Regions from separate parts of the Homo sapiens genome. Here region 1 is linked to region 2. A link is an interaction called in ENCODE POLR2A ChIA-PET data of the cell type or tissue named here. Cell type or tissue: endothelial cell of umbilical vein. All regions are shown on one strand. Links, peaks and the distances in the headings refer to the core of each region. The heading gives the core; the rest is flanking DNA.

Region 1 (2,923 bases), core at 193-2,692, 1.1 Mb after region 2:
ATCACAGATTCTGTACCCAATAGTCTATGAGACACAAATAAAAGATACAATTGCTGCCTTCAGAGTGCACATGAACTTACTAAGAACACAGACAGGAAAACCAAGGATCATACCACAATGTAATGAACGTAAGAGAGAGCTGCTTAGCTTACCTTGCCTCTCCTATTTTATTACAATTTCTTTTTGGGGGGAATCACCTCTCCTCCTTTGTGTGAATTTAAGTGGGATGATAATTTCTAGTGACCAATGCTCACTAGACAAACTGAAAAGAGTGATCTTCCTCTCCCACCCTAGCACAGTCACAGGCTAGTTCAGACTAGTCATGAGACCCAAGGTTGGCCGATGAGACCCTCTTTTAGGATGTTGATACTAGGATGGAGAGAGTATATTCAGGGCATTCTGAACTGAAGTGAGGTAGAAACATCCAGTCCTGATGCTTTCAAATATAAGACAATTATACCCTCTGGTTCTTGGTTTTAACTCCCCTAAATCTTGGGCATTTGCAAGCTTGTTCCTCTATCTGCTATTGAGCCGCTGATACATTATACTTCCAACAAGTTCTCTTTTGGATTATTGGTTCTGGTTCTTGGCTTTAACTCCCCTAAATCTTGGGCATTTGCAAGCTTGTTCCTCTATCTGCTATTGAGCTGCTGATACATTATACTTCCAACAAGTTCTCTTTTGGATTATTTTGATTCAGTTCCTAATGCTTTCAGCCAGGGATCATGAAAGAGTATCATAATCTAGAGTTGGGGTGAAGGGAATAGTAGCTGTGGCAAGAGGGCAGCTTGGAGGAGGTAATGCCTGAGCAGTATCTTTAGGGACAAGAAGGGATTTACAAAGTAAGGAAGTGGGGGAAGGGAATTAGAGGTAGAGGAAATACCACATGCAAAGGTTTGGAGGTTAGAGCAGCTAGGGGTCGGTGTCACTCAGAGGAAATGCAAGTAGCTTTGGCGGTTGCTTTGTAGTTGTATATGTGTGCACATGTATGAGTGAGACAGAATTCGGAGAGCTGATGCCTGATAGGCCTCTAAAGAATATGTGGTAATCAGCTCTTTCCTCTATTAGCATAAACTATGCCTTAGTAATTGGGATGGTATCTAACCTGGCGTGGCTTCGAAAAGAGGCTTAGTAAATGTGTAGTGAAAAGATGTGACTGTTGAATTCAGTTCCTCTGAAATACTTTCTCCAAGATTTTTGGAGTTGGAAGGACTTTGTCAGGTCACCTGTGTCCTGGGTGCCAAAAATCTATGTCTTTTCTGGAGACTGTCCCTCAAAACTGTTAATTCTATTCCCTAGTTTAGGCAATATTGCACAGGGAACATTCCAGGCAGTTGGAAACTTTTCCTGTTTACATACCTCTGGAGAAGGAGGGACCAAGCATCATTCCTGTTGGACCCTTCAGTTTGTAGCAATGTTTTCTGCCAAGTAAGTTCCTCTTTATCTAACCGAAGTCATCTATGCTGCAACTTGCCTCATTTCCTGTTGCTCTCCCCTTAGAGGGTATGAACAGCATGGGCTTGTCACCCTCCTTGGTAATAACAACCTTTCATATGCTTGACGTTGATTACTAAATTGCCTTTAGCTTTCTCTTCCAGTTTTCTTAGTCTGTTTTTCAGCCTTTAATCATCTCTGTGGGTCTCTTCTCAACCACGTCCAAGTGCACAAAGTGCCTCTTAAAGCAATTTTCAGTTTCAAAACAAAACACCAAACTTCTAGGCTTGTTCCAACTGGCAAAATGAAATGACTTTCTAAGAAAAAAATATGAAAAAAAAAGATATTTCAGGGGTTCCTGGAATGTGAAATTATACTCTAACCAATTAAAGCAGGAATAAATCTTTTGATATTGGTCTTTTCAAGCTGATTTAGTTTTAAGTGAGGTTCTTGTCAAAAGAGTCCCTAAAAGAATTAGGAAAGATCAACATAATAAATGTTTATAGAGCACCCACTATGTGCCAGGCATTTGGCATGGTACTAAGAACTCATAGGTAAACACGACTTGATTCCTACTATCAAAGAGCTCATGGTCTAGGAGTTAAGGCAGAAATAAACAAAAGCCATTCAGTGTGATAGATACAATGGCAAATAAGAGAAAGAGGAAAAGTGGGGGCAGAAAGGAAGAAGGTGGCAAGTCTAGCTGGTGAGGTCAGGCTTGAGCAGATTCTTGAAAGAGGACTAAGAGGTTTTCAGTTTTGGAAGGTAGGTGAGGAAGGATGTTCCTTTTCTGGGCAGAGAGAGCAGCATGATAAGAGGTATGAAGACACGAAACAGCATGATGTATTTGGTGATTAGCTTAGGATGCCATAAGCATGTGGCAAGAGATGAGGATGAGATCACAGAGGGCTTCATGGACTACTCAGAGGAGTTTGGATTTTATGTGGCAATGGGAGCCATTAAGTGTTTGTGAGCAATGTAGTAATTTAGGAGAACTAGCTGCCTAGAAGAATCACTGGGCTAAGCAGAGCATATCAGAAGGAAATGGGGCTGAAGTATGGTTGTCCTGGAGACTGACACAAGAGCTAAGAGGTGGTGTGATTGACAGATGAGAAATGATGTAGACTGGGTGACCTGTGGCTCGGAGGAGATGCTCAATGAAGAAATTAAGAAGGAAATTGAAAAATGTCTTGAAATAAATGATAATAAGAACCCAACATACCAAAATCTATGGGATATAGCAAAAGCAATACTAAGGGGGAAGTTTATAGCTGTAAGTGCCTACATTGAAAAATAAGAAAAAATTCAAATAAACAACCCAATGATGCATCTTAAAGAACTAGAAAAGCAAGAGCAAACTGAATTCAAAATTAGTAGAAGAAAATAAATAATAAAGATCAGAGCAGAAATAAAGGAATTTGAAATGAAGAAAACAGTATAAAAGATCAATGAAACAAAAAGTTGTTTTTTGAAAAGTTAAACAAAATAG
Region 2 (2,923 bases), core at 307-2,806:
AAGAAGAGAACTTTGTCTTATTCACTGCTATATCCAAGGAAGAAAGAGCAGATCCCAGCATTTTGTAAACACCGAATAAGTAATCTGTGAATGAATAAATGAACAAAAGCTGAGTTGTGTTGAGAAATGATGACACAGATGTGATTGGCAAGCAAACATTTAGATTCAACCATAATAAATAAGTGTATTGTCATATCAAAGAAAGAAGATGTCTACTGCATAGTTAAGCTCATTTATCTAAAGTATTAACAACTCTTCTTTAATTTGATATGTACTCAGTCATTTCTATTTTATTGGACTCTAACTTAATGTAATATGCTGACTGGCTATGGAGTAGCCCTTCTTCATAAAATAGCACAATAACTCCAGGCTCTTTAGAAAAGTAAGATCATGCCATTTTTTAATTCCCAAATAAGCACTAGCAATACAAAAATTTTACCTCTTTTGTGATATCTGAAGATTGACTTTGACTTGGTATTTAACTGGGTTTCTGATCAGATTTCCCAATATTTTGCTCTGACAATTTCTATTTGCATTTCCTTCTCTCTTCCTCTTTCTCAACTTCGCTCACTGCCTTCCCTCTCCTTGAATGCTCTTCCAGCATTGATTTGCTTATAAAATATTTTCTCTGCATCTAAGACTTATTTCAAGTGCTAATACCCTGGCCAACCCTTTCCTGATTCACATAGGTAGATGAAGGCACTCCTCTTATGCTCTTATTGCACCATGACCACAGTATTTGAAGGAAGAAGCAGTATATGTCATATAAATATCCCTAGTGCCTTTCTTATTGCCTTACTTAGATACTTGTTATATATTATTTTCTGAATGAATAAATGAATGAATTCATGCAGGGAAAACAAACCGGCATCCAAAGCTAAATAGCAGCTCCTGCATTCTCACAACTACTGTTGAAATCACACTGTTTTATATTCTAGAGACATAAAGTTCTGCACTGAGATAAAACAATGAATTAATTTCTGTAATGTCACATACCTTGAACTCTGAGGGACAGAAATATTTAATTTCCTAATGTGAAGACATAGTTTAAGGAAATTAAACCAGCGATTTTCTCACTCAAGTAATATGTTTTATTTTAACCCAATGAATATATTTATACAATACTATAATGTCTATAAATTTTTCTTCTATAAAAATTAATGGATCTGGTAAAGTTTAGTCACTAATTAATGAAAAGGCAGAGCATCTTGATTTTTGAGTGATATTTTTAATTTCTGTAGCTTAAAAAATTATGAAACAACTCATATTTCCAACTTCATCCTCTTGCTGATACCCTACTGTCTTCCTATTATTATTGGTAGTAAACTTGTCTTGCCTGCCAAGTGAGTCACTTGAGATGGGAACATTTCTTGATTAGAACCTACTTGGGTCAAAGTAATATAAAGAATATATAAGAATGAAAGAAAAAAAATACCATGCTTTATGAACACACAGAAAAACATATGTATATAAGTGAATTGTTTAGGAAACAAAGTCTCTAGATAATGAAAAAAATGCTGCTGGATCTCAATCTTACTAATTTTAGAATTAAAATATAGTGCTAAAATGGCTACTACTCCAAGACCTGTATGAAATTTAAAGAGCCAAAATCTAAATATTAGTTTAGTGGTGAAGGAAACCAAAATATGCCACAGCAAAATATGTTTCTTTGGTATATTTTGAGATGGCTATTTAGAGGGGTTGCAGACACAGGAATAGCTATGAAAAGCTGTCCTTTTGTGGAAGAGATTTGCATCTGTAAAGGAAATCTACATTAGTGAAATAAACAGCAGACGCAAATAGGCTTTATCTGACCCCACCCCCCACCCTTATTTGCCTTATATGAATCTAGGAAGTGATTAACAGAAAAGGAGACTAAAAGTCTGAAACTTTTGGAAGTTTGACAGAGAACATTTTACTATGGGCTCCCATCTATTCTTCCTCAGGACTGCTACCCATGAAGCTTCATCTGCATCACAACAAAGCCTTTGCTCACCATGCCTTTCCTCCCCTCCCCTTTCCATAACCTGTCACCATGCTTCAACCCTCTTTTCCTTTCTCTATGAAACTAAAATTTCAGTCATCTGGCTCTTCTTTGAGTTTCATATTTTTTGTGACTCCTGTGTGCACACATGTGCATGCAATAAATTCGTATGCCTTTTCTCTTTTAATCTGTCTATAGTCATTTTATTTTACAGACTCAAATATCAACCTTTCCTACAATAGTTTTTAAGATATATCCATGGATTCTTTGATATTTCTCCTTGACAATTGGAGCTTTGTACCCCCTCCCTTAGTGTAGGATAGACTTAGTGATTCATTTCTGGCAAATTTAACTTTAGAAGGATAAGACATTACTTCCAAGATAGTTTATAAAGCAATTGTGAGTTCTATGTTGCACATATTCAACCTTTCTTTCTCCTCCCCAACCCTCATCACTCACTTTGGAGGATACCATGCTACCATGTCACAGTGTAAATGAGGCAGTTATGGAAAGGTAGAAACTTACTTTTATGTACTGAGGACACTCAAGAAGCCCAAGGGAGAGGTTCACATGGCACGGAACTGAGGCCTTGAGCCAATAGTCACATTAAGTAGGCTGTTTTGGAAGAGAGTCCATCAACCTGGTCAAGATTTCAGATGTCTTTGGTCTGAGCTGATGCCTTGACTACAACTTCAGGAAAGACCCTGTATTAGTTTTTTACTGCTATTTAATAAATTACCACACGTTAAATGGCATAAAACAGCATATATTTATTATCTTATGTTTTTCATGAATCAAGATTTCAGACACAGCTTAAGAGGGTTCTCTGTTGAGGGTTACACAGGGCTAAATTAAGGCTAAGCTTCACTGATTTAAGGAGCTCAGGTATTCTTCCAAGATGCTTCTGACAGAATTTATTTCCTTGCAACTGTAGAATTC

The links. Peaks named below come from ENCODE experiments on the same cell type or tissue, not always from the same donor. Only the 100,000 strongest peaks of a DNase experiment are listed, where the experiment ranks them.
Region 1: POLR2A ChIA-PET joins it to region 2 with 7 read pairs; 1 of 35 experiments calls an interaction of 5 or more read pairs at or near these places.

The regions. Positions count from the first base shown.
Region 1 is chr12:89,243,309-89,246,231 of GRCh38, reverse strand. No RefSeq gene overlaps it. Among named protein-coding and RNA genes, the nearest start is that of DUSP6, 110 kb to the left of the region's middle. In endothelial cell of umbilical vein, for the core only: no CTCF peak of the experiment used is centred there; a DNase peak (open chromatin) is centred at 1,471.
Region 2 is chr12:90,320,639-90,323,561 of GRCh38, reverse strand. LOC124902982 (a long non-coding RNA gene) reads left to right here. Exons shown (of 2, transcript XR_007063402.1): 2 at 1-113. Among named protein-coding and RNA genes, the nearest start is that of LINC02392, 29 kb to the right of the region's middle. In endothelial cell of umbilical vein, for the core only: no CTCF peak of the experiment used is centred there; DNase peaks (open chromatin) are centred at 1,371 and 1,811; H3K27ac peaks cover 539 bases.